Regions from separate parts of the Mus musculus genome. Here all the other regions are linked to region 3. Evidence: chromatin loops called from intact Hi-C (ENCODE). Cell type or tissue: heart. All regions are shown on one strand.

What was found. Hi-C counts contacts between places; a loop is a spot of excess contacts. Peaks named below come from ENCODE experiments on the same cell type or tissue, not always from the same donor. Only the 100,000 strongest peaks of a DNase experiment are listed, where the experiment ranks them.
Region 1: a loop joins it to region 3, with 14 times the contacts of the local background. A loop is called at or near these places in 5 of 42 quality-filtered maps.
Region 2: a loop joins it to region 3, with 9 times the contacts of the local background. A loop is called at or near these places in 24 of 42 quality-filtered maps.
Region 4: a loop joins it to region 3, with 9 times the contacts of the local background. A loop is called at or near these places in 12 of 42 quality-filtered maps.
Region 5: a loop joins it to region 3, with 14 times the contacts of the local background. A loop is called at or near these places in 2 of 42 quality-filtered maps.
Region 6: a loop joins it to region 3, with 16 times the contacts of the local background. A loop is called at or near these places in 7 of 42 quality-filtered maps.
Region 7: it touches region 3 in a loop (11-fold over the local background); 22 of 42 quality-filtered maps call a loop at or near these places.

The regions. Positions count from the first base shown.
Region 1 is chr14:29,441,429-29,445,428 of GRCm38, forward strand. All of the region lies in intron 4 of Cacna2d3 (calcium channel, voltage-dependent, alpha2/delta subunit 3), which reads right to left. Among named protein-coding and RNA genes, the nearest start is that of Cacna2d3, 280 kb to the right of the region's middle. In heart, a CTCF peak has its summit at 1,876 (motif pointing left); no DNase peak of the experiment used is centred here; H3K27me3 peaks cover 340 bases.
Region 2 is chr14:27,806,111-27,810,110 of GRCm38, forward strand. All of the region lies in intron 4 of Erc2 (ELKS/RAB6-interacting/CAST family member 2), which reads left to right. Among named protein-coding and RNA genes, the nearest start is that of Gm45645, 33 kb to the right of the region's middle. In heart, a CTCF peak has its summit at 2,163 (motif pointing right); no DNase peak of the experiment used is centred here.
Region 3 is chr14:28,505,190-28,509,189 of GRCm38, forward strand. Wnt5a (wingless-type MMTV integration site family, member 5A) reads left to right here and starts at 284. Exons shown (of 5, transcript NM_009524.4): 1 at 284-925. The coding sequence starts at 920. In heart, no CTCF peak of the experiment used is centred here; DNase peaks (open chromatin) are centred at 242 and 1,522; H3K4me3 peaks cover 4,000 bases; H3K27ac peaks cover 4,000 bases.
Region 4 is chr14:28,281,873-28,285,872 of GRCm38, forward strand. All of the region lies in intron 17 of Erc2 (ELKS/RAB6-interacting/CAST family member 2), which reads left to right. Among named protein-coding and RNA genes, the nearest start is that of Gm52097, 98 kb to the right of the region's middle. In heart, a CTCF peak has its summit at 1,638; no DNase peak of the experiment used is centred here.
Region 5 is chr14:28,130,674-28,134,673 of GRCm38, forward strand. All of the region lies in intron 15 of Erc2 (ELKS/RAB6-interacting/CAST family member 2), which reads left to right. Among named protein-coding and RNA genes, the nearest start is that of Gm52097, 250 kb to the right of the region's middle. In heart, a CTCF peak has its summit at 1,792; no DNase peak of the experiment used is centred here.
Region 6 is chr14:28,260,937-28,264,936 of GRCm38, forward strand. All of the region lies in intron 16 of Erc2 (ELKS/RAB6-interacting/CAST family member 2), which reads left to right. Among named protein-coding and RNA genes, the nearest start is that of Gm52097, 120 kb to the right of the region's middle. In heart, a CTCF peak has its summit at 1,944 (motif pointing right); no DNase peak of the experiment used is centred here.
Region 7 is chr14:28,087,774-28,091,773 of GRCm38, forward strand. The region is part of intron 15 of Erc2 (ELKS/RAB6-interacting/CAST family member 2); the gene reads left to right. Among named protein-coding and RNA genes, the nearest start is that of Gm34996, 210 kb to the left of the region's middle. In heart, a CTCF peak has its summit at 2,019 (motif pointing right); no DNase peak of the experiment used is centred here.

The DNA of each region.
Region 1 (4,000 bases), 940 kb after region 3:
AGAGATAGAGACAGAGACAGAGAAACAGAGATAGAGACAGACAGAGACAGAGACAGAGACAGAGACAGAGACAGAGACAGAGACAGAGACAGAGACAGACAGAGGAGAAGCCCGTTGTATCAGGGTAAATCTACAGAGAAGAATCAGTGTCAACAGAGATACCCAGTGAATGGTCACAAACTTGCATATTTAAGTTCACGGCAAAATTTGCTTGGGGCTTGAAAATCTTTTCATATTTCCTGACAAATGACACAGGAAGTTGTTGTACAGCTGTAAGACATTTTGTATTAAATACGGTTAATTCATACTGTAGAGAAAGGAGGAGGAGCTTTGTATTTTCCTACTTCCATGTGACCCCACCCCCCCCTCAAGTCTCAACCCTCAGAACTGTCAAGTAGACACTTAGGGGACATCCATTGCCTGATTTTCTAAACAGAATGACAGGACATTCATAATCAGGAGTCTTGGGCCTTATCTTTCCAACAACTGCAGAATCTAACCTTCCCCTGCTTACACTATCTTTATTTCATGGCTGCTGCCTTTTCTGCAATATAATGGAATCCACCAATGACTACTTGACAATTATCTCAAAGGAGTGCTACAGAAATATCCAGGTGCACTGTGTAAGATAACTATTTCCCATCTAAGGGGGTTCATACTGCAAGGTGCCAAGATAATGGGGACTGGGACTCTGCAAACTGCCATTTGATACCCAGTTGGTGACAGGACACTGATATGGTTAGAAGCCCCAGGACACCCCAAGTCTCCTTTCTGTTAAATAAATCTCAGAGCAGCAGAGAAGCCTGGAACATCTCTCACAGATGCACTCCCTTGTTGGAATCTCCCCCATAAAGGCAAGCTCTAGAGCATATACCAGGTCTAGCACAGAGACCCTGCCTCCAGAAGGTCCCTGCTCTCCCAGCCAATCAGGTGATGTGATTTCTGAGAACCAAGAGTCATAAGAAAAATAAAGGAAACCGCTTGCCGCTGTAATATTTACAAGAGAACTTTCCATGGGTCTCAAGCTTGGCTGGAAATTAGTTTTAGGACTTTTTTTTTTTTAACTTGATTAAAGCTAACCTTACTCCCTTTTAACATTCCTTTTAAAATCTGAGGGACCCATCCCATATTAGCCATGCTCTAGGGGAAAAAATGTAGCTCATTAGGGGTGGAAATCTGTAACAGCTGCCAGTCTTTGTGCTTTTGTTGTCCTTGTCTGGCCCAGAATTTATTCTGTATATGAAAGAAGACCTGCCCCACAAACCCACATGGAACCGCCCCTCCTACCAGGAGAGCTTTCCGCTAGTCTGCTTCTAAGTGAGGATGGCTGGGACCTTAACAGGCATCTGATCCCCACTGTTGGGGGCAAATCCTCAAAACTCAAATGCTAAGGATAGATATTTCCTTTCCCAAAGTAAACGGGGCATAAATCTGCGAGAGGAAAATCAACTGTACCAGATGAAGGAAATCTAAAGGAACTGCAGAAGTTTTGTGAAGACATGCTGACCAAATGCGTCAAGGAAACAAAGCCCAAGGAGGTTCACCCTGAAAAAAAAAATCAAGGAATGGAGCAACAAAGAGATGGATGGTTTAAATAAGACGGACTTTTTTTATCTTCCTCCTTCTAATTATTTATGTTTACAAATTCACAGAGGTAGAAAGATCTTGGAAGGGAGAAATAATGTCCATTTGAATAACACAAGAGAATGTCAAACGTGAGGAGGTAAAGGGAAGAAGTATGTGGAAGTAGCCTAACCTTTTTAAGCACATAAAAAGAAAAAGGAAAAAGAAAAAGGGGGTGGAAAAAAAAAAAAAAAAAAAAAAAAAAAGTCTCGACTGCATTGGTGTGAATCATCAGCGCCATCTAGTGGATCTCGGGAGTATGGTGCCAGGCCGCAGCTTAAATTCAAATTAGATCTCAGACCTCAGTGTCTCACCCTATCTTAACATTTTATTGCTTGCAGAAGAAAACTAGGTGACCTCCATTTAGTTTAATTTAATAAGTCTGCTCGAGTTTAGTCTGAAGATACGGATATGAAAGAATCCGTTAAGTTGCTTAGTCAACCTGGCAAAGATCACCCTCACCAGGGACCTGGGAATGCAGAAGTGTTGTCTGCGCTGAGACCTGGGTTGTATAAAGCTGCATTGTTGCTTGGATTGATTTAATTCCAGTGTAAGAAGAAAGGGCTGCACGGTAAACAAACACTGAGGTAGTAATTACGTGACCATGGCCAATGCCACTCCAGTCCTGTCAGGCTCATTATACCTCCGACATTTTTCAAAACGACTTGACATTTTTTCTGCATGACATGTTTTGGGCTGGATACAGTAAAAACAGCTGGTTGCCTCCTGCTGCCTGGACCATCCAGCACTGGGGAAGTGAAGAACTCTTAGCCTGGCTACAGGGGCTCTGTGGACCTGCAGGAGATGCTGTGGGGGTCACAGTGCCATACAGGAGGCCAGAGCACACGGGAGGGTGGGAGGGTGGTCAGGGATTTTGTATTCTTCCACTGTTGAGAACTGAAGGCACATATCCACTACACCCGCTCTTTGTGCCTCTGAGACTTATGGAATAACTGATTCCCCCACCCACCCCCACCCCCACCCCCATCCCAGGCCCAGGTAAGTAACCTGGAGTCTTGTCTAGAGGCTGAACTTCCTGGTGGCAAGGGGACACATCCCAAATTCCTGACTCTACATACAAACAGGGTTGCCAGACTCAGCAAATAAAGGTGTAGGATGCATAATAAATATAACTTTTTTAAGACCGATGAAGCGAGTGGTTCAGTAGAGAAGGTGCTCACCACTAAGCCTGAGCTGAGTTGAATCTCAAAGACTCATATGGTGGAAGGAAGAATCAACTCTTTTTTTTTATTATGTATTTTCTTCATTTACATTTCCAATGCTATCCCAAAAGTCCCCCATACCCTCCCCCCACCTCCCCTACCCACCCACTCCCACTTCTTGGCCCTGGCGTTCCCCAACAATCAATTCTTAAAATTGTCCTGAGACCTCCACATGTCAGGGCATAATATGTCCCCATAGACATATACAATATATGCAAAATATGTGAATATTAAAAACTTACTTATAATTTGTATTTCAAATGCAATGATTTTGCTCTCTGTTTTATCTGATAACTGTCCCCTCTGACTAGGAAAACTGGCAGTGACTAAAAGCCAAAAGAAATAGTTTCCCTTTTACTTTTTAAAAGACTAATCCAACTTAATTTGCTGCTGTTGTTTATTAGAATCTCCTTATATTTGTGACAGCTTTGATTCAGTGTATAGATGAGAACCACATAGGAACCTGTCAGATCTCCTAGAACTGGAGTTCTAAATGGTCGTGAGTGTGTCGGTGCTGGGAATCAAATCCAGATCCCGTGCAAGAGCCAAACGTACTCCCAGCTGCTAAGCCATCTCTCCTCCAGCTTCTTTTACTTTTATTTATTTTTATTTTTATTTTTATTTTTATTTTTAATAGCATCCTGAGGTAATCTTGAGACCCCATTGCTCCTCTTTACCAAATGGATGGCTGGTTTCTGTATGGGAGACTCAAATGTTTGCTAATTTAAAAACTGCCTTCTCGTTTCTGAACAAGCTTGTTAGGCAGCAAGTATGGACTGGCAACCACTGTAGCACTATGCAGGCCAGCTGACCAAGCAGGAAGTACTCCACCTCCATCCTTGCCCAGCGCAGCGGGCACACCAAGTGGATACTCCACACTCTGAAGCCATGTAGAGATGGTGACACAGAATGAAAAGAAACTAAAGGGAAGCTGAGGTGAGAAGAGGCAGGGAGAGGGACGAAGAGGCAAAAGAATAGCAAAAGCTGGGAAGCAAGACACCACGCAAAAGCCAACAAGAACAAGCGAATCCATCACAGGAAGGAGCAGAGCGGCCTGTCCCACCGTCTCCAGTGGCTTTTCGGATTGAACAGAGTGGAAAGAAATCAAAGGATAAAATTTGCAAACAGACATCACCGCCAACTGCGGTTACAAA
Region 2 (4,000 bases), 700 kb before region 3:
CCTGTCTATATGGGAGTATGTCCAGTGCCTGCAGAGGGCGGAAGAGGGGTCAAATCCTTGGACCTGTAGTTATATTATAGATTGTTGTCTGATATGAGTCCTGGGACCTGGCCTTAGATCCCCTGGAAGGACAGTGAGTGCTTTTAACTGCTGAGCCATCTCTCTAGCCCGTTAAATACTTTTAAAGAGAAAGATTATTCACAGGAGAAATTTAAAATAGGAACCTAGCAGAAGTATTGCACAGCTATCAAAATGGTTCAAGAGACTGCCAAGGAAGGGCTGGATACGGTGGTGTATATTTGCCATGCTAACGCTTGTAAGTGAAGGGAGAAAGAGTACTGCAAGTTCAAAGACAATCTGGGAAACATATCAAGACACTATCTCAAAAAAGATCCCCTCACCCTTTCCAAAAACATCAAACTGAACCAACTGAAAAAAAAAAGAAAAAACAAAGACGAAATGAAAAACAAATCCCCAAATAAAAAACAACCAAAAAAAAAAAAACCAAAAACAAAACAAAACAAAAAAAAACCCCAAAAAAGCCAACAACAAAAAAAAACCAACAAAAACCCAAAGTCTTTCTTTTGTTCGTTCTTAATATTTAAGTCATTGTCAAACCATTTTTAAATCTTAGTGGACTCTGTGGTATAAATTTGTGAACACATAATCACTTTGACGTCACCAGTGTGTAGGATGTGGCAGTGAAGGACGCAGGTGTAGGTGTCTATACAGGAGAGTAGCTGGGCTCTCGCCATCCTGGGAGGCTGGAGCTCTTGGGGCTGCTCCTGAGAGTCAAGTCTGAGTGGGTCCTGGGATGCATGTAAGCAAGGACCTGCTTTTTGTTTTAATTTTTAGCTTTGTACTTTGTACTTCTTGTGTGTGTGTGTGTGTGTGTGTGTGTGTGTGTGTGTGTGTGTGTAAGCTAGAGCTCAACTTCAGTGCCATTCCTCAGGAACAAACATTCTGTATTTTAAGATAAGTCACTCATCAGATAGGCTAGACTGGCTGGCCAGTGAACCCCTGTTGTTGGGGTTACAAGCATGTGCCACTACATGCTTTAAACAAACAAACAAAAAACCAGCACAATCCTGTAGGCCCTGGGGATTGAGCATGGGCCGTCATGTGTATGTAGCCTGGGGATTGAGCATGGGTCGTCATGTGTGTAGCCTGGGGATAGTTTACCATCTGAGCTATGTCTTTGCTCCTTTCTGTCCGTTTTCTGTGTATTTGCAGCAGGACCCTTGGAAGCTTCTGGTTTTGTATTTGTGGCTTTCTCATTCCACATAGCATTTGCTCTACTGGGGAAGTGATGGTTTTGTCTCTCTCGGACCTTATTATCTGGGCATAAAATTCTTTGAAATTGAAATCCAAAAGTTACTATAAGTGTTGTAACTGTTTTTCAGGTTTACAGTTAAGTGGAATATGTATGGGAAGAATGAAAAGTAATTTGCATATACTCTTCAATGGTGTTTCTTCACATAGAGCAATAGCAATGAAATAGAGAGAGGTGAACTACCCGCACGTTGGCATGTAGCATTAAGGGTGGTCTGTAGCCAGGTTAAAACACAGAAGTGATCAGAACTTGTGAGGAAAGTGTTATTTTGAAATCAGTATTCAATCTGCCTGTAATAGGAGATTCTTCTAGCCGAACAGTTTCTTTCATAGCAAAGTATTAATGTTAGAGAGTGGGAGGAGGAAGTCCTGGTCCCACCTCACCTGCTCTGGATCTTGGCAGGCGGTGAGACAGTCCTGAGAACCTGGACGCGCTACTTTTGTTGCTGGAGTCTTCCTGTGTACATTGTTGAGTCAGGAGCTAGGTTAGATCAGCATTTCCAAAACATTGTTGTAAGAAATTCCAGTACTCTTTGAGGAGTTTTGAAGTATCCATAAGTAAAAAGTTTGCTTGATCGAATTCAAGCGAGAAATGCCCTTTAGAGACTCCCAGTGCGCCTTGGCATATAGAGGATATGGTAGTCCGAAATAAAGTTGTCTTTTTCACAGATTTTCGCCCAGTGAGTCTCAAATGCATTTGATGACAGAATCCTGTTATCAAGGAATGTATTTGGGGGAAACACTGAACTAAGTTTCTTCCAAAATTATGGGTTTAAAACAGACCATCCAAACGTTGCAGAGCAGCACTAGACGTACCTCATTTCGCCCACTAGATGGCGCTGGTGAATGAGCTATAGTTTGTTCCCCGTGTCTGGAAGGTTCGGGGTTTTGCTTTTTCCTGTGATACAAGAGAGTATGGATCAGTTGTAAAACTGATCATAAGGCCTTTCTGATAACTTTTTATGAGTCATTTAAAGCAGAATAGCGTCATTTGTCAAACTAGCTACTAGCCAAGACCAAAACAGTATGGGGATTTTTCTCAGTCCTGTCTTTAAAAATGAATCCTACTACTTAAATAAAGCCAGGATGCTTTCCAATCATATTTCAGCCAGACAGAATTTAGTTGGACATTTGGGGCGTTGATCAAATAGAGACATTGGGTTTTGAGGCAGTTGGGAATGGTTGCTAGTTTCTGTGACGTGTAAGATGAGCTTTCTGCCACTATTTAGACTTTGGGATCTTTGCAATGTTATCACGCATATGAAGATGGCGGAGACCTGTGAGAAGGTCTCTCTAGGCAGCTGTGCTAAATGTCCTCTTAAAGCCTCTTTCATGTCCTAGTAAATTCTCGATTGGCGTTTTATTATAAGTGACTTCGTTAGGCATAAAGACTTTGCCGGTTTGTGAGTGAGAAAGTCTGTGTTTTACTTAGTCTTACTGTAAGCTTCAGCTCTTGAGAAACACCCCCTGCCTGGAGTTCGTGGAATTTCACACATCAGTTTAAGTATGCCCAGGAGTTTTAAAAACAAAGGCAACTTTACTCAGGAATAGTCTTGCTTCAAGTTTGTTCAACTGAAGGATGTTTGCCCACTAGAAATGTGCTTCTTTTTAATGATGGGAAGGGAGCTATAAAAACATAATGAGGGGGCTTCCAGCGCAGCTCCCTGAATTACCTGCCATCTCCCACTTTGTGGGGAGGGGATTTAGACTCTGTGAGGAGAGCCTCAAGCACCTTCTGCTCTCTACCCTAGTTTTGAAGGTGAGATCTTGGTGAGACTTCTTAGAGCTTGTTCCAGTTTAAAAAAAATATATTTCTGGACACTAAATAGCTCCCCAAGGACATAAAATTTCTCATGCTTGCTGAAGGTAAGTTCTCAATTGCTATTTTTGTACCATAACCAGCAGGTCTTTATCTTCTTTTGCGTTGTGTTGTATATTCTCTTAGTCTCCCCTGTGATGTGCCCAGAGGCTTTTCTCCTAACTCTGAGCTTTAGACATTTCAATGGTGTGGTGCCGAACTATTTGTCTGTTGTTCTCTTATTTAGTAAGAATTTGAGGAATTTAATGGAGTTTTGTGTTTGTTTGTTTTTGTTTTTTTGTTATTTTTGGTGAGGTTTAAAAAGGAGATGTTAGATGAAGGAGCTAATCTTAGCTGATATGCATTGAACTCCGAAGGTTCCTGATGCTTCATCCCTCATTTAAAATACATATTTTTTTCGACTTAGTTTTCATAGCAACCTGTAGGAAGAAGATGCTATTTCCCTGGCATGTCCATATGGGTCAGAAGCATTAAGTAACTTATTAGTGTCACTTGCCTTGCAGTTAGGCTCAGCAAGAACTGCAAACTGGGGCTTTTATGCTTTATATTTTACAGGCATGCAAATGATATGGTATATTTGCATATTAAAAGTACTGGCATCATACTTATGAATCTTTGTTAGACTGAGGCAGGCTGGACCTTGCAGCACGAGGTAGTGTGAAATCTCCTGATAATGAGAACCCCACTGCCAATTTTGCCCCCAGCTCCAGACACTAAGATTTCTTGGCCCGATGGCTTCATAGTCAAATATGTTTGGGCATGTTTCTCAAAACACTGAGTTACTATACTCTGCATTAACAGTGCTTGGCTTTGTCTTTTATGCAGAAAGCCCCTCCAGGCCTCTGTAAT
Region 3 (4,000 bases):
ATGAAAGGACAAAATTTGGCGCTGACTCTTGCAGCTCTGATGGCGACTTGTGCGATTTCAGCGGCATCTCCCGGAGAAAAAACCATGCGTGCCTGATTGTTCTGTGGTCCCATAGCCGCCGCCGCTGCTGCTGCTCTGTGTGTGTGTGTGTGTGTCTGTGTGTGTGTGTGAGCGCGTGTCTCTGTGTCTGCGTGTGTGTGCGTTTGTGTGTGTGTATGTGTGTGTGTTTGGGTGTGTGTCTGTGTGTACACAGAGGTTCACTAGCTAACTCAGCTGCAGGAGCAGTCCCTGGAAGCAGACGTTTCGGCCACAGACCCAGAGAGGAGGAGCTGACAATCAGGAGGCGTGAGCCGCCTGGAGTCTGCAGAATTCGTGGTGTGAATGAACTGGGGGCATCTTGGGCACAGGGATTGCCCCCCCTCCTTCCCCGCCTCGGGCCACAGTTGAGTAGTGGGGCATTTTTTTTCACCTTCTTGTGAAGAATTTTTTTTATTATTTGTTGTAAAGTCTTTTGCACAATCACGCCCACATTTGGGGTTGGAAAGCCCTAATTACCGCCGTCGCTGATGGACGTTAGAGAGGGAGCGCCTCGCCGCGGAACAGTCGCCTGCGCGCCCTCGTCGGACCCGCGGCTCCTGCACTGTGTCCCCGCTCGGCCCTGCGCTTGCTGCTCGCCCGCGCGCGCCGGCGCCCTCTCGGTTCCTGGGCACATTTCCACGCTATACCAACTCCTCTGCCCGAGTCCGGGCGCCAGTGCTCGCTTCCGCTCCGGGTCGCTGCGCCCACCCGACGCGCCCAGGAGGACTCCGCAGCCCTGCTTTGGATTGTCCCCCAAGGCTTAACCCCGACGCTTCGCTTGAATTCCTCGGCCGCCTTCGCTCGGGTGGCGACTTCCTCTCCGTGCCCCCTCCCCCTCGCCATGAAGGTAAGTGTTCTGTGCGCACGGACGCTCCCTACTTTTTCCCCCCCTTTTCAAAGTTAACTGAACTCTTTCAATCTATCCCTATCCTCTCCATTTCTCTAACTGCCTGGAGAAAGCTAAACTCCAATATCGCCGGCAGGGACTCCTATCTTTTCGTCCCTTACCCTGGGGACACTGCCTCTGCGTCCTTGGAGACTTTTTGCACCGGCTATTCTTCAAACCTTTTCAACTATGGAGAAGAGCGAGGGCAGGAAAGACAGTTCGGGTCACAGGCGGCGCGCCTTTTTACCTCGAGAACTGGAGTGTAGTTTTACTACGTGTATTTCAGTGACTGGATAATGATTCGATTCATCAAGTATATATCAAACGCTCATTTCACCGGCACGCGGAGATTGTGTGGCTGAAGCTCTGAGGCCGGATGAGGACTGTGTTAGGAGAAACGGCTGCGAGACTAAGGAAACTAGGGGCCACCTACCCTAGAGCAACGCACACCCCACCCCCAACCTCCGATCAGGGCCCAGTTCCCGGCTCTCCAGGTCGAGTAACCCGAGCGTTCCCGGCCCCTGTGCCTTTAAGAGTGCCTGGCGGGGGGCCAGAGCGCACCCCGCGCGGGGAGCAGGGTCGCGTTATTAGCTTTATTAGCGGCCTCTGGGTGAGCTCAGGTCCTTTACTGCAGCATTGGGGGCGGGGAGTAGTGGTCCTAGTGGCTTTAATCCTGCCCCCTGAGCGGAGTCAACCTAGTGCTTTGGAGACTCTAGGGCCTCTGCGTTTCGAGATCGGGCGGGGGTTAGTTTGTGAACTCGTGTTTGTTTTAATTGTCAGTTGTATGTTAAAGCCGAGTCACACACTCTGAGGGTCACCGAGAGTTCACTTTTACAAAAAAGTTAACGTTTCGTCTTGAAATATAACTAGCAATTTTCCAAACAACTTTTCCTTCGGTTATCCTCCACGCCTCGATAACAATTTCCATTTATACTTCATACCTCTCATTTCCAGCTTTCTAGTAGGGAGTAAGGTGAAGATCGGTACGAAGCTGTTTCCTAAAAGCAAACAACGTTCTTTCTTCAAAGAAAGGGTTTTAAACCCCGGTGCTTCTAAGGCCCTGTTTTACCCTCTATGCCCTGTCCGAGCCACAGCTCCGTGGTCTCACTTTAAATGAACAATTCGCTCCTGGGAAATAACTTGGGTCGGGTGATGAGGTCGTACCTCCTCAGCATCTGCTGTCTTGACGATATTAGCACACCTAGCCAGATTTAATTTCAAGACATTTTCCATCAGGCGAGGCTTTGCGGGGGGGGGGGGGATTTGGAGGAGACAATGTTGTAAGTACCCAGCAATTGAGGAATGGCGGAAAGTAGGGTATGAGAGGACGCGTTGGGACCCTTGCTTTGCTTTGGGGACTTGGGGAGCTGGAGATCAGTTTTTGACAAGCTGGCTTTAGTCTTGGCGGTTCGGCCCTAGATCCTCCAAAGGAGGTCCAGCCCAAGACCCTGGTCTTCCCTTCCAAAGCGCTCCTGTGCACAAGGGGCGCGCTACGTGCCGGCAAAACTCTTGAGCTTTAACGCGGCCTTTCTAACCGGCCGCGCGGTGCCGGCTGCCCCCTGTTGGCCATCTGGAAATAAGGCCTCTCTGAGTCCCAGTCCTTCAACTTTGCACCCCTGGAGACAACTCAGCCCCACTCTTCCCACCAAGACCCTTCTAAGGTCTCCGCCAGGGGACAATCTGTGTTACCCCGAGCTTCAAATAGAAAAGAGCCATAGGTGTAACCCAGCAATGAGGCCTTGGGCAATTTGGACTAAGGATTTCGACCCTTCTGGTCACTGGTGAGGGAGTGTCACAGTACAAGGCCTCGGGTGTGGCCCTGGTTGTCTCACCAATTCTTTCTGTGGTCCTGGATGCTTGTTGTGTTTCCCTCTCTCAGCCTCTGCTTCTTCATCCATTAAACACAGAAACAAAAACAGTGATTTTGTTTTCATTTATGAACTTCGTCTGTAAAAAAAAAAATCCCCTGTAAAGATTGGGAGTGAACCGATCTTTGATTTCTCACTCTCTCTTGGGGCTACACAACTGTTTTAGACAAATGACTCTGTGCTCAGTTACTCGAGGTAATTGTGTGTGGGTCCTTGAGAACCCTGGGGGAACATCGCTGAAGCTTAGGAAAAGAGCCGAAGTTTATCTCCTGGACTATTACTGTTCTCCGATCTCCTGGCAATTCTGGGTCACTCGGGAATTTTTCAGGTTCCTTACCCTGACTGCAGCTCCAGACAACCTCTGGCTTATCTCACTGGCTATTTCTGCCTGCTGCATGTGCTCTGACCACGTGTATTCATGAAGTGGGACAGGTACAGCTCAGCTGGGCCCAGGCCCTAAAGATGGGGAGCAACGCTTCTTTTGTCTACTCCCCCTTAAGCAGACATTGGTCATTTCTTCATTGTCTTCTCTCTGCCATTCTTGAAGCCGGAGAACCAAGTTTGTTCCAGCGACAGAGTTCTTCTCCCTCAAGTTTCTCCATCGGTCTTCTTGGTTCAGAGAAAGAGCAGACTGGAGAACACTGTTCAATTTCCATCTCTTCAAGAACAGAGATCTGGGAGTTTCCCATCTTCCTTTTCGCCACTGGGAGCCTGGGTCACTCTCTTCCGCCTAGTTGGCATCTCTCATCATTTCCACTCTCAGACGTGGGCCCTAAATGTAGAATCTAGCAGAAGGAAATGACCCAACTGGGAAGTAGGGCCACTGCCCCCTACTTCCCGCCCCTGACCCTGGAAAAAGACTCTGTGCCTAGCCGCTCTAGTTGGGAGCTGAGCACTTTTATGTGTGTCCTGTAGCTATGTAGACCGAGGAAATAGTCTTTTCCACCAACTTCCCTCTCTTTCGTGTTGGCACCTTAGATCAGCGCTGCAGCCTGCACCTCTCACCTAGTCCACCCTGAAAGCTTTGAGGTTTCCTTTATGGGGAAGCAGCAGCATCGAGATTCAGCGTCTTTGGCTTCAAGACTCGCAAACGCTTTTCCTTCGCTTCACCCACCCCTGCGCTGCACCTCTTAAAAGCCCGCACCCTCCACTGTACGCCGGGGAACGA
Region 4 (4,000 bases), 220 kb before region 3:
TAATAATAATAATAATAGTAAAGGCTTCTCTTGATTCTGACATCTCTCTCCCTGTCCTTCCCCCTCCCCCACTCTCTCTCCCTCCTTAGTTCCCTCCCTGCCTGAACCCCTCCCTGCTCCTCATAATTAAAAGTCCTTTCAAGCTGTCTTCACCTTATCATTTCAAATGAATGGAAAAAAAAAAAAAACCCCAGCTTCCTGCCCTTGTGTCCTCCTGATGCTGAACTTCAAACTGGATGAAAAGCCCTTTTCACTTGCTTTGTGCCTCGCCCCTTCATAATTGTGTTCAAGTCACACTCAGGCTGCCATGGATGTGAACTGTTCTGCAAATCAGTCTGTACTTCCCTGGGCTTCAGACACACAGACACGGACAGACAGACACCAAGCAGAGAACTCTAGGTAGAGCTGAGCTAAATTCCCTTCCTGTTTACTTGATTCCATCTCAAGAAGATGCAGAGTGTGTTATTGGTTGTTTTTGTTTGTTTGATTGGTTATTTTGTTTTGGTTTTCTACAATAAGCTGAAACACAAATGTACAATTTTCAGATTCATCTTTGATGGATTTTACTGCTCAGAGACTATGTTAAAATTTAATCATGGCTTCATTGTGTTTCAAAAGTTCCTATATGAACTTTACCATGGTAGGGAACATATAAATAAATATTTTGACGTAGAAATAACATGTGCTCATCAAAAAACAAAAAAACTTCAAAAAATGTAAAGAAAAAAATCCCAAATTACTCATAACCTCAGCACTCAGAAGTAACTGTCATTAAGATTTATAGTTTCCTACATTCCATGCTCTGTGCACATCTGAGTGAGTACTCGACCCCCTGAAGAATGCAGATCTCTCTTATCTCTTTTCGCATTTATTTTGGGTGTGTTTCCCGAGTCCGTGAAAGCCATCAGAAGAAGATCCACTTTCATTATTCCCCTACACTGGGGATTTTACTTTGTTTCTAGTTTGTACTTTTATAATCATACTATATAATTGAACACTTGAATATGAAGCCTTTTAAAATTATGTTCCTTAAAATTACTGCTCCCAAATTGACTTACTGGCCAGGGTTGTTTATTGAGGATTTTGGAGAACTGAGAAGTAGCTCTCTCCTACAAACACACCTGTCATTTGCTAAGGCTTAACCGGCCAACAACTGCTTAATGCTGATGGGCTGTATTCTAAGCACACAGCATTTTAGGGAGGTTTTCAGACAGGGTGTAGGAAAGCAAGTATTAATTGAGCATGTACTATGTTCCTAGGACTGCTCTGGACTCTGAGGATGCTACAGTGAGCAAAACAAACAAAACCTCTAACCTGAGGGAGTTGTCGTCTAGTGATGGGGACAAAAGAGAGAAAATATAAATGTGAAACGTGAGGTGTGGGGTAATGGTTGGTATGGTGGTGAAAAAAATAGTGGTGCTGTTATCTGAACACCTTCATGGTGGAGGTGCCCTGAGATAGATACATTGAAAGAAATTTTATATTAAATAAAGGGTGTTCCATGTAGAGCATTGTGTGGGGTGGGAGCACTCATGTGGAGCACGGTGCAGGGAGGGAGCACTCAGTGAATATACTTAGCCAGAAGGATTGAGTCTGTTCTTCAGTCTACTCCCAGAGTGCAGTTGCTGAATTCACAAGGAGGGGGAGCCAGAACCCTACAACACCACTGTTAAATGAGATTTGTTGTTGTTGGTGTGTGTGTGTGTGTGTGTATTCTAATGCATACAACAACCTAAACTTTACTATCTTGTCTCTGTCCAAATATGGTCATTAGGAAATGCCTGTTGTATACAACCAGCCAAGTCTGCATCCTAATGATCCTTGACAGGGTCTGGGAATGGAACTGTGTGCAAAGGTTACAAGGTCAGATAAGAGGGAAAGCTATGAGCCCAGAAAACAATGAGAACTCACAAGAATGACACCTCAGAAGGCCAAAATACAGGGCTCTGATTAACTGCTCATCTAGTGGCTGCCTTACTTCCCCTTTCTCTTGGGCAACCACTCTTAGATTACAAACACAGCTTGCTGGCTGACCATCAACTCTGCCTTCTGTGTGCCAGGAGTAACAGGGAGACAGAGGTCATGAAGCCAGGCTGTGCCTGTTGTCAGGCTTCCTGGGCTTTTTTGGCCCTGTGGCTGACCTTTTTAAAAGTTTCAATGAGGGGCTAGAGAGATGACTCAGTGGTTAAGAGCACATACTGCTCTTCCTGGAGACCTGGGTTCAAATTCCTAGCATCCACATCAGGTAGCTTACAACTGCCTGCAAACCCCAGCTCCAGGGGGAATCTCATACCTCTGACCACTGTGGGCACTTATATTCATGTGCACATACCCAAAACACACAGACACATACATACATACATACATACATACATACATACATACACACACATAATTAAAATAATATAAACAAATCTTGTTTCAATGAAACAGGATGGCACCTCATCAGGAAGGTCCTGGCAGACATGGAAATTTCAGAATCTAGAAGTGGACCTAGGATGTGGGGTTCTTGTCCAGTTCTGATCCCAGCACTCAGTGAAACGTGGACAGCGCACTTTACTTGTCTCTTGGAGGCTCTATGCCTATCTCTAGGCAGGGATGGGCCACCAAACTCCCAGCTCCTCAGAGCTTTGGTGGTCTGAGATTGTCTCAGCACAGGCACACTCATGACACGCAGGACACCAGAGAGCTGACTGTGACTTTGAGGGTGCCCAGGCCAGGGGCAGTTTTGCTTTCATGGTACTTCCAGTTGAGTAGTGAGGATACATCATTTGCAGACCATTAGCTCAGCTAACATTTCTTAAATAAACACAAAGCCAGGCTCAGAGGCATCTTCTTGGTTAACTTATTGCAGTCCTCACAACAATTGGCAGATGTTACGTCATCACGGGGCTCTGTTTGCCGGTGAGTAAGGTGAGGAGTGGCGTTGCTGAAGCATGGTGTTGCCGAGCCAGTTCGCCAGTTCAGCTGCTCTGTACTGAACTTGACCCATCACTTCTTTTCTTCCCTACCAGAATTCAGTTGCATCTTCCTTATAGCCAGTCTTGGAAGAGTCTAGATTTCAATGATAGTAGGGAGTAGGGAAGGCTTCAAAGCTTACTCCTCTGGCAAGTGTAATCTGGACTCACCTCCACTTGCTAATTGGATAAGAGTGAGCAGATCAACTTGCCTTCCTATAGAATGGGTCCATTGTTTGCCACCTGACTCACAGAGGAGAGTTATTTAAAACATTTCCTGCAGGACATGATTCTTAGCAGCTGTGAGGGCTCTACAGCTGTGTGGAATACTGGTCTTAGTCCTAAAATGTGAAGGTGGAGCTGCCGTGTGCTTCTACAGAATGTAAGGCTGTGTTTGTAGGTTGAGCCCAGTCTCTACTGAGCCTATCAACATAAGCCAAAGTCCACTCTTCTCTGACCAATGAGGAATTTGGGGTGGGGGGGGGTGCCAGACCATGAGTTATCAGCAGTACCACAAATGAAGCAAAAAGAACACACATTGTCTTTTTTTAAAGAGCCCAGATTAGGATGGTGCTTTCTCTTCTGGCAAAGGAACGTTCATCTCTCCCACCCCTGATCATACGTGTCCAGGCAGTAAGAGGCCTATTGGGCCAAGGCCTTGTGAGGCCTTTTGAGCTGGGATTTGGTTTGCAGGAAGAGCCTCGAGATCCTAAGCTTTCTAGTGATGCAACCCTTGGTGAGGCAGGGGAGCAAAGAGTTGTTGTTTTGGAGAGTGAAGTGATATTGCTAAGGGTTTGTTTTTTATGAAGCTGGGACACTCAAGTGTTGCTGATTTATCTTAATAGCAGATACTATGAGCAAAGGTCCCAGTTGTCTCTTTGTGCTTTTGGCAAGTCTAATGCGAAATGGAGTGGAACAGACCCAACCAAAGCTGCTAGCCCAATGTTTAGGAGTCTTAAGCTTCCCTGCTTTAAATATAGGGTTTAGAGTTGCTTGTCGAGCCTTCCAAGCTGCAGGTGGACATGCCACTCTGGCCAGAGATA
Region 5 (4,000 bases), 370 kb before region 3:
CTCATTTCATTAACTGAGCCTATTTACAGCAATAGGTACAAGGAATAATATGATATATTACCTAAAACCCCTCATCTAGATACCATCCAACTCATGAGAATAGTTTGATACATTTCCTTCTGGTCTTTTTCTTCTATGCATTTACATTAAAATATCCTCACATAGTTATAACTGGAGTACACTTATTATTTATTAACTTTCCTGACTTGCCTAAGTTTTGTGTCTTTTCTTTATATTAAAACTTTTGACTGAGTGTCTAATAGCTAACTGACATTCTAACAGTTGGGTGCCTGTGATATTTTGTTAGTCTAGACGCTTTGCAGTGTTATCATACATATGAGTACATAGTTTGCTAATCTCATTGCTTTGGAAGTTACACATACATAGGTGTTTTTATATTTATGTGTAATATGTATTCATACATTTAATTTTATTATGATACTTACAAACAGCATTGTAACTGATACTTGTAGCCACAAATGTTAATGCATGTACAGTTGGAACAACCCTTATCCTATCTTTAGGATAAATAACTAAATTGGAGAAACTGGCCCAAATGGTAATTCTTATATTTTACTGTATGTAAAAAAATAAAATAAAAAGGGTATCCTCTATAGTCAGAGATATGACCTTCTATACCTTTGGTGAAGGCAATGGAATATGCCTGCCCTAATACTGCTCTTTCTGATGAAGTGGGCATGTGGGTCTTTAGATTCAAATAAATTAAAATGAAAGTGAAAAATCCAGTTCCTATGGTGTACTGACCTCATGCCAAGTGCACTTCCACCAGGCTGGCCAGCACCCACACTGCCGTGGGCGCTCTGTTGGGCAGGGTGGGCGCTCCATTACCTCTCTCCATTTCTTCAGCTTCATGCTTGGAATTTTGCCTCAGTAAGAGTAAAATATAAACAACGCACAGTTTGCAAATGTTTGACTTGGCTTGTTGTAAGTTAAGCTTAAACCTTTCCATATTCCACTGAAGAAGTGTAGGAATCTTTCTGAAAAATGCTAAATACCCTTTGCCATCTTTTCATAGGCCGAAAACTAAATGCCAGCATTTACACAGACATGCCCCTTCATAACCATTGCAGGCTATCACATGCACACTCGGAGCAAGCAGGTAGGTGCCATCTCACCCGGACCTGCAGATACAGTAATTAGATGTATTTAACAGATGGGAGACTGGTACATAGAGAGGGCAAGTGCACAGCCCACACACGCTGAGATGCTCTCTTCATTAGGAGCTCAGCTGCCCAGATTGGAACCTTTGCTCCTCCACACTCTCCATCCTGTGCATAGAGAGTGTTAGAGACAATAACACGGCTGCAGAGCAGTAACACAGAATACAGAAAACGTCCCAAAGAGCACACACAACAAGCAGGCCAGGAAGACCGCCCCCCACCCCCTGCCCAGTGCCTGGTGCCAGCTAGAGTGGAGCATGCCCGCAGCCACTTTGGAGATTGATACTTGTCCGCCAGTACCCACTGACTAAATGGTATCTGTGAAGTCGGGTGTATCTGTTTTGTTATTTGTTATATTTCTTTTCTACCCATCTTTTGTCACAGTATGTGATTTGGTTAATTAGTCTGGGAAGAAAAAATGCTAAATGTGGTTAAAACTGAGGTGCTCAAAGTGGATTTTGTTAGCAGAGGAAGACTAGGAGGTGGTGTATTCAGCAGAGTTCTTTGATGCCTTCCTTCAACAAGGAGAAGGTGAATTCTATGCACAATCTAGAGACAGTGGTCCAGTCCAGGTGGCGAGCAGCCTGGCTATCAGTTTCAACATTTTCCAAAAGATGTCACTCTAATGCTGCAGTGGGGAGGTGGGAGGGTAGGTCAGCTATGCATACCAGGGATTAATAATAGGTAGGCAGTCCTTGTTCCTAACAGATCTGAAGGCTCACAGCATTACTGGCTGAAAGTTGCTGATTCTGAGGCAGGAGTTAAACCTATATCATTATGTTCTCCCTTCCTTACTTCCTCCCTCTATCCCTCGCTGTCTCCCTCCCAGACAGCCTCCCTCCCTCATATCTTCTTCCCCTTTTTTAACATTTGTTTGGGTATGTATGCATGTTCATGGTGGGGCACATGTTTATGTGTGTGAACATCAGAGATAAACCTTGGATCTTGTTCTCTAGGGCTTGTCTGCGCTTTTATTTTTATTTATTATTATTATTATTATTATTATTATTATTATTATTATTATTTTGAGTAACATCTTTTGGTGGAGTTTGTGGCTTTCTACTTTGACTAGACTGACTGGCCAGGAAGTCCCAGGGACTATGCATCCCTGCATCTGGCCTTTTGTGTAAGTGCTGGAGACCGAGGGTTGCTCTAGGCTTTTCAAGCTTGCATAGCAAGCACATCTTGCTGACTGAACTCGCTCCTAGCCTCTCTCTGACCTGGTTTATCACCTTATGACCCAACTTGCTTCTGAACCTTCAGTAGAGCTGGCAGAGTTTGGTTAGTCTCCCAGGTCAGCACTTAGTTCAAGTTTGTTCTAATTTAGGTTGTGGCAGTTTCACTGGTTAAGCTGGGTATACACCAAAACACTAAGAAACAAACAAAGACAGGAAACGGGTAGATGGCAGGGCATAGCATAGACAAGCCACTCTGCTTTGGAAAGACTGTATGAAAAATGCCCCCTTTTTTTTTTTTTCCATTTGTCTGGATAAGTAGATTCTTAACCAATCTACTTACCAACTTCTAACTGGCATATAATATAAAGGGGTAAAGGTTTTGTCGAAATAATGGCAAGTTGGCAGTTACTAAGCACAGGAGGCCCCCATGCCTCAGAAAGCTATCCCAGGATCCATCTCAGCAGATAACAGAAATCTGGCTTTCAGATCTTCAGTTAAACAGCACACATATGTGTGCAAGTTTGGGTTGATACATGTTGACACCCTAATGTCCTATAGGTCTTTAAAAATGTATCCTCTCATTGCTCTGTGGTTCAGGTTCAAGATCCCTGCTTCTTCAGAGCCGTGGAGAAGGACTCTTTAGACATAGATCTGCCGATGGCTTTATTATTATTATTAAAGTGTATGAAGTTAGGAAATATGCAAATGAAACCTAATAGTCTTGATGCTGTAACTGCTTTATATTCTGCAACACAGAAAGACCAATAAAATAAAATTTAAAATTGAGTTAATTGTTTAGGGTTTGGGGCTTTTCCCACCCCCCAGGACTGGGGAGATAGTTCAGTTGGTAAAGTACTTTTCACGCAAGCTGAGGACCTGCATTTGGAGCCCCAGCAGAGAGAGAGAGAGAGAGAGAGAGAGAGAGAGAGAGAGAGAGAGAGAGAGAGAGAGAGAGAGAGAGAGAGACTTTTTATCCCAGAACTAGGGAGTCTGAGGCAGAAGGATTCTTAAATGTCACTGACCAGCCAGCCTAGCCAGATAGATTGAATCAGTGAGAGAACCTGCTTCAGAGGACAAAGTGGAGTGCAATCATGGCCCCAGCACTGACGCCAGGGCTAGCAGGAAGATCTGGGGAGGCTCAACTCTGCAGCTGCTCTCATCTCTTGTATCCTTTAGTACTTGCCTTTCATCTTCATTTTTGAAATCACAACTGTAATTAGTGTCTTTGATTCGGAACCTTCCTGCCAGTCCAGACCTTCTGGGAATGAACTTGTGGCTAGAGGTCAGCAGAATGAACATTCTCCATGATGTGTGCAAGTTTAGGTTAGTAAATGTTAACATCCTAATGTCCAGCAAGGATGGGGATGGGGATCTCCCAGGTCCTAGGATGGAATACATAGAGCACGGCTCAGGCCTAAGAACTGCTGGGCTCTACTCCACCACAGAACTGAGGACATATTTATTATTCAGCTGTGGCACTCTAGGGTCCTGGTTCTTGCCAGAGCATCAGTGAATCCTGGCCGTCGTCCTTTCAGGAGCTGTACCTGAACGTCCTGTTCCCATGGCAAGGATCAGGCACTCTAGATAATCAGAGTGCACGGTCTTTAAGGGCAGAAAGAACTAAGGTTGGCTTTAATGCTT
Region 6 (4,000 bases), 240 kb before region 3:
CCTTGTGTCTTCAGGGTAACATCTTGGCACTTTTCTTCAGTTTGGGTAAGAACCATTATACATACAGTCTTGTTTCATTTACTCATAGGGCTCAAGTGTGTGTGTGTATGTGTGTGTGTGTGTGTGTGTGTGTGTATGTATGTATGTGTGATCTCAGTCATTTGGCTTATAAATAATTTTCAGAAAAGCCTCATCTCTTGGTATTCATTTATAAGACTTATAATCTGTTTTATTATGAATGTTCTTTTAACAACTCCATGGCAAGTATATAAATGCTGAACCAACACTGTGTCCACTAAGTGACCTCCTTCTAAAATCAGGTCAACAAAAGCATACAAGAACCAGTCAACTGAAGTCCACTACCTTTGACTGATACCACATCAGGCTGAATCTGATATCAATACATTGGTAATAGGTAAATAAACTTTTGAATCTATATTTTCATCAAGAGAAAAAATGTTGAAAGAAACATTTGAATTAGAATTCAGAGTGAATCACTTCTCTGGCAATGTCCTTTTCTTTTAAAAATGAAGTCTTTTGATAATTTTTTTTAAATTTTTTTATTAGGTATTTTCCTCGTTTACATTTTCAATGCTATCCCAAAGGTCCCCCATATCCACCCCCCCAATCCCCTACCCACCCACTCCCCCATTTTGGCCCTGGCATTCCCCTGTACTGGGGCATCTAAAGTTGGCAAGTCCAATGGGCCTCTCTTTGCAGTGATGGCCGACTAGGCCATCTTTTGATACATATGCAGCTAGAGACAAGAGCTCCGGGGTACTGGTTAGTTCATATTGTTGTTCCACTTATAGGGTTGCAGATCCCTTTAGCTCCTTGGGTACTTTCTCTAGCTCCTGCATTGGGGGCCGTGTGATCCATCCAATAGCTGACTGTGAGCATCCACTTCTGTGTTTGCTAGGCCCCGGCATAGTCTCACAAGAGAGAGCTATATCTGGGTCCTTTCAGCAAAATTTTGCTAGTGTGTGCAATGGTGTCAGCGTTTGGAAGCTGATTATGGGATGGATCCCTGCATATGACAATCACTAGATGGTCCATCTTTTTGTCACAGTTCCAAATTTTGTCTCTGTAACTCCTTCCATGGGTGTTTTGTTCCCATTTCTAGGAAGGGGTAAAGTGTCCACACTTTGGTCTTCCTTCTTCTTGAATTTCATGCGTTTAGCAAGTTGTATCTTATATCTTGGGTATCCTAAGTTTCTGGGCTAATATCCACTTATCAGTGAGTACATATTGTGTGAGTTCCTTTGTGATTGGGTTACCTCACTCAGGATGATACCCTCCAGGTCCATCCATTTGCCTAGGAATTTCATAAATTCATTTTTTTAATAGCTGAGTAGTATTCCATTGTGTAAATGTACCACATTTTCTGTATCCATTCCTCTGTTGAGGGGCATCTGGGTTCTTTCCAGCTTCTGGCTATTATAAACAAGGCTGCTATGAACATAGTGGAGCATGTGTCCTTCTTACCAGTTGGGACATCTTCTGGATATATGCCCAGGAGAGGTATTGCTGGATCTTCAGGTAGTACTATGTCCAATTTTCTGAGGAACCGCCAGACTGATTCCAGAGTGGTTGTACAAGCTTGCAATCCCACCAACAATGGAGGAGTGTTCCTCTTTCTCCACATCCTCGCCAGCATCTGCTGTCACCTGAGTTTTTGATCTTAGCCATTCTGACTGGAGTGAAGTGGAATCTCAGGGTTGTTTTGATTTGCATTTCCCTGATGATTAAGGATGTTGAACATTTTTTCAGGTGCTTCTCAGCCATTCGGTATTCCTCAGGTGAGAATTCTTTGTTCAGCTCTGAGCCCCATTTTTAATGGGGTTATTCTTTTGATAATTTTTAATGAGTAGAAGTTTTAGACTTGAAGCTACTTGGGTGGAGCCAGGATGACAATAAACGTCAGTATTTATTGCAATGGCCACGAGATGGCAGACCTAAAATCTAGACCTCTCAAAGTAGCCTAGACACCACGTGAGCAATTACATCCTTAAGAAGGAAGCCTTAAAAGCATCAATTTCCCCAAGAAAAAGATTTTCTAGATTATTCTAAAATCTGAGCCAATCCATAGCACACACAGAGAAAGAACACAGCTTTCAGTTGATAGGTATCCCTTTCAGCCTCTTTTCTAGTAGTTATTGCATCTTCTTATCCCTCCTTGCACCCTGACTTTTGCCTGTCCACCACCTTCACTCATAGCACACAGATGTGGCATTGTTTCCCTCACCTCTCTTTACATTTGCCTTTTTTTTTTCCTCTCACGGACCAAAAGCATGTTAAATAAAATGCTTACAAGAAACGAAAGTTTATATCATTTTATCTACAAAGATCCTCCCCATAGGACCTTTATTCTGTTAGCCTCTGACATTGTAATAACACAATCCTACAGTGTACTGCTTGCTCCCTTTTCCTGCGTGTTCCCTTCTCACAGCCGTAGAGTGACAATCGATTTTGCTTTTTCATTAAAAGTTACTTATGATAATAGTGGAATCCATGTAACATAAACAAAAGAGGTTTTACTTAACACAAAAATACATTAAGAAGAGGATTATTAGGGCTGGAGACATGCTCAGTGATTAAGAGTACTTACTACTCTACCAGGGGACCATAGCGCAGCTTCTAGCACCCACATCTAGTAACGTATAATACAACTGCTTGTAACTCGAGCTCCAGGGAATCCCACACTTCGCCCTTCTGCCCTGTCTTCCACTATAATACACACACACACACACACACACACACACACACACACACACACATACAGAGTATACATACACAAACATATATGCATACACCTTAGAAAGAAAAGTAGATCTGAATTTTAAAAATGGAGGTACAGGAGTCCATTTTGATGCTTCCTGTAAAAACGAACAAATGAATCATTCTGAAAGTATAGCCTAAGGAAATTAAAGTCCATCTTCTTTAGACAATTTTTTACATACACAAATGTATCCACATACAAACCTACTTACCAAGAAAAGGAACAAATGAGCAAGTGCCTCATAGACTAAGCCTTGAAGTCAAGTGACTTATTTTCTGACAATTGCCAACCTCCAACTAGTCAATCTGTTGGACAAATCACTTGGCAGTAACTGATCATGATAGATAATAGATTTCTTTAAGGTAGACATTAAGCAAAGCTTTGCCCACAGGAAAGTGCAGATACATAAGATTTCTCACTATAGGTCATCAGCAACCCCCCACGGGCTTTGGTGTTATATTTCACAGAGAGCAGCAGTGTTAGTAGAGGTAAGTCTAACAGAGCATCCTTCTCCTCACAGAAGACAAATGTCAGAAACGATCAAGCATTGATATCTGACAGTACACATGTGGTAGCCAAGCAAAATCCATTCCCTTCATCCTGCCTCCCATGCTTACCAACTCAAGGTAAAGATTTTTTTTTTTTTATGGAAGAATTTTGTTGTTGCTTTGGCGTTGTTTGAAATTGGTTAGACTGTGTAATTGACTTTGAGTTTTAAAGGGTCACTTTTCAGAACACATTTTCATTTTCCAATTCCTCATGCTGAATAAAATCACACCCTGCCCACTTCTGTGTGGCCTTTTGGCTGGAGTGATATTGAACAGTTATTAACCAAGTCAGGTCTGGCTTTCTGGGATGCAACTCCTCTGTGGTCCACAGAGCCCTTTCCACACTCAGAATCTGTTTTCTCCTTTAAGTTTGTTTGCGAAACAGATGTCAGCTCATGAAAGTCAAATGTTCTGCTTAACAGAAACCAATTTTAGAGGTTTCTTTGAAACACTGTCTTGAAAGGAAGAGACTCATTATATGTTTAGATGTATTTAATACAAAGAGGGGCCTGGTATACGATAATGCAAAACTTTCAAATCTTTACACTTGGTGGTGTCCAAGTTCTGTAACAGCAGTTGCTAGCATTTATCATGTGGTAACGTCAGAAACTAAACAGAAGCCTTGGAATGCATTATCACATTTAGTTTTTATTTTTATGTCATATATTTCACA
Region 7 (4,000 bases), 420 kb before region 3:
AGAGCTCTGGGTATCCCCTTGGTTTGTAGATAAATCTTACATTGTTGCACTGTGACCTGGACTGTTAGTGATTTCAAATGATGGGAAGTGTTCAAGTACTTATGTGTCTGTAGAAGACATGGGCAGCTAGCTTGGTGATGGTGGGGCATGGGAGGACTGAGGGTTACCACAGAAATCTCTCCCCCACCCCATCTCTCTGTCTCTGTCTCTGTCTCTCTCTCTCTGGGATTTATTTTGACACTTGTTTTCTTTTACACTCTAATCCCTATGAATTCCAAATGACTTCTGTTATATCCGATCCTTGTATACAGTCTTGAAAAATACCATTTAACAGTCACCTTCTGGCACCTTGAATGAAAACCATGGCTCTTACTAAACTAGGCTGTTAGATGTCAAATGACTTGCTCAGGGTCCTTGGACTACCAGTTCTGGGCCAAGTGAGTCCCTCCCACCCCCATAGTATGAGTGAACTTTCCTTTCTTTCCTCCCAATAAAGTATGACTGTTTTTCCAAATGTGGAGTAACTTGTGTATTTCTTCTGAGAAAAGTCCTTGGCTTTTTCCTGTGGATTTGTGACCTAATCCTCCACTTCATTCAACCCCTCTGTACAAACACTGTATATATCCATAGAAAAGGGAGGTTTACTCTTAATCAAGTATCGCCTAATCTACCTACTAAATTACCCCCCTGGAGACACGGGGCCTCACTCCTTCTCACAGGGATTTTTTCGTTTTCATTCTCTGAGTGGCTCTTTGGCAGTCCTTGGTAAAGAGAGCATTTGTTTGCCAAGACCTGAGGCTCACACAGAATTTAATCCAATGTATTTGTTCAATGAAATCATCATTATCACGAGGGTAGAGTCTGCTGGAATGGCCAGGCTTGGAGTGGGGTAAGCAGACATTTGCTCTAATGATGCAATAATCTCTCGTTCGTCCCAGAGGCAGCTACTAAGGAGGATGGGGTTCCCTTTCAGATGTTATCACATCTGTGTAGTTTTTGGTGCCTGAACTGTAGTGTCTAAGAGAAAGCCAGCCACCCTCCTGGACCTCCAGGGAGTGCTGAAAAGCATACAGCAAGGCCTTACAGGGTGTGCTCCTCTCTGGAATCAGGAGGGCACCTAGCTCTATAGAGACTGCCTTGCTTTTGATTACTTCAAACTTTGACCTGGCAGGTTTACTCTAAAACCCAACTCCTAGATTTGGGGCTATAATCGGAAGGCATCTTTTAATTTCTTTTTCTTTTTCTTGTGTGTTAACATCAATGCTGGTATTCCATGTTGTTAGTAACAGAGTAGTAAACCACTTTTCTAATAGTGTTTTATGCATGTTCTCTGCTCTGTGTTGCCCATTAGCCTTGAGGTTAGGGGGCAAGTGTGACTGTCTTCACTCTGTAAGTGAGGTGCTCTGGCTTCTCTGATAATTGTAGGTCCCACTGAGGACAAAGCTTTAGGTTTTTTGTTTGTTTGTTTGTTTGTTTTTGTTTTTGTTGTTTTTGTTGTTTTTTTGTTTTTTTGTTTTTTTTGTTTTTTGTTTTTTGTTTTTTGTTTTTTGTTTTTTGTTTTTTGTTTTTTGTTTTTTGTTTTTCATGGTCAGGCCCAGACTCTGAGAACATGCTGCTGACAATGTCACCTTAAGAAAAATACCTGGATTGTAAATTGTACTTGAAAAGCCACTGAGCTATGAGGCAGTAATGACATGTGCTTGCAAGCCAGACAAGGTGGCATACTCCTGCATGTAGGAGTCAGAGGCAGGCAGATCTCTGAGTTCAAGGTCAGTCTGATCTATGTAGCCACCCAGGATTACATAGTGAGACACTGTTTCAAAACAGATCAATTGACAACACACCAAGTGAAGGTGTGTGTTGAGATCATCTTCATGGATGTGGATTTCCCATGGACCCAAGTGTTTCTACTATAGGATAAATGGAGGCATTGCTGAAGAACCCACACTTCAAAGGCAAGGATTAATTGTATTGTCTCCAAGACAGAATTTATGTAACTCACATGCATACTGTTCATGCTGCCTCTAGGGGGCAGTCGAATTCAGCATGCTTAAAAAACAGCAGTCCACTTAAACCTGCTCTCCCTGGCCCCGGGTGATGATGGCAGCTTTGTCCTAAGATGTTTCTTGCTACCAGAAGTTGGAGGCGGGTGGGGTGGGGGTGGGGTGGGATCTGCAAATCACAGTATGTGTCACCCTGTTGCCACACCCACTTCCTAACAGATGCTGTTATGTCAGCATGTCATGACCCAAGGCAGAGACCTAGACATGGTTAATTTCTAAAAATGTTACCTTTGACTTATGGCTTGTCCAAGGCACTGCTAAACTATGCATTCGAACACTCCAGGTTGAGGAAATGACAGTCAGTGCCATAGGCAATGATTTATCTGGAAACCTCGCAAAAGGAAAATATAGCTATAAAACCTGTTCCCATTCATTTAATAGTCTCTCCTGTAATTCACATTTGCGGATTGGGTAACTTGAATTTACGACACCTTTAACATTTTCTCTGCTGTTACACTTTACCTCCACATCTTTCTTATTTATGTTGCCTGGGGAAAAAACCTGCAAGGTTAAGCAAGCATACGTTTTCCTTGGTAGGAAAGACCTTAGACTTCTTTCTTCCTTTTTAAATGTAAGCTTGTTTTGTTGGCAAGAGAAGTAGGGTCCAGCAAAAATATGGAACCTGCCCAAGAGCCTAGAGGGAGTTATTTGGAGAGAGGAGACCTTATCCTAGGTGCTTTGGAATCCCTAAGAGCTGTTTGTGGCTCTCATTGGCTCTGCAGGTGAGTCTATGCTAGGTAGGCTATAACTGGTCAAAACTATCAAACCCTCTATCCCTCAGCATTGGATTTTACATTGGTGGCCTAGGATGATAAGAAAGAAAAAAACAAACTTTATCATTTTTTAACTTCTATTTATTTATTCCTTTTTATTTTTTTAGTTTCTGTCTTTTAGTTTGGGGAAAAGGTCTTGCTATGTAGGTATCCAAGAGTGGCCTGAACTCCCAGTTCTCCTGCTTCGGCCTCCTGAATGCTAGAATTGCACACACATGCCACCATGCCCAGAAACCTTTTTCCGTACTTTAAAAACAGGATCTGCTGCTGATCTGTATGCCTCTTCTTTGTCTTTAAAGATAGAGTTAACTCAAGAAGTGGTAAGTTGGTGCTCGAGAAAACTGTTGTCAATTTAGCCTACAAAGTTTAGGACTCTCTAAATGACAATGAAAACTGGTTTCGGTTATTTTAATCTCTGCCGGTTTCCTTCATCCATAAAAGACATCACCTGTAAGGAAATGCACAATGTTTCTTTTCATAGAAAATGAGTATGGACTGTTTGGCAAAATCAACCAAAAAGATGGCAAATGCTACTGTTTGCTGAGCAGTGGGGTAGGCCAAGGGCAACGTTGCTCTTGGAGTTCTCTGGGAAAGACTAACTCTGAGAAGAACTTGTGCGAACTTTGCTGGAGTGTGCTAGAGAGCTCAGGGAGAATTTAGGCTGCAGTGTGGTCCCAGCAGAGACCCCTGCCACTTCCTGGAGCTGGAGTAGTTATTAGAAGGGAGTTGATCCTATTTGAGTTTGGAGGCTGCCTGCCCTTTGTGTCCTATTGATGGGTCCTTGGGTCTTGGTGGCTGTGATCCTTGGTCAAGCAGCTTTCGGGAAGGTACACTCAGGGCAGTTAGGGAGTGAGTTCTGTAGTCCTGAGTGGGTATCTGTTCTGTTCTCCACCAGATACCTAGCAACCAGATACCTAGCAACCAGATACCTAGCAACCAGCCAACAGCACCAGATATCTAGCAACCAGCCAACAGACATGGTGTACTCTTGTTTGACAAGCATGGCTGACACCCATGGCTGCTCTCTAGACTTGCCAACCCAGCTTCATTATTCTTAGTACAAAGAGGCATTCAGTGACCAGCCCAGTTGATCACAAACACACTGACTTGTTTGATAGTATCAACAACTTTGTGAGGTTTTTAATTGTCTTTGAAGCCATTTAC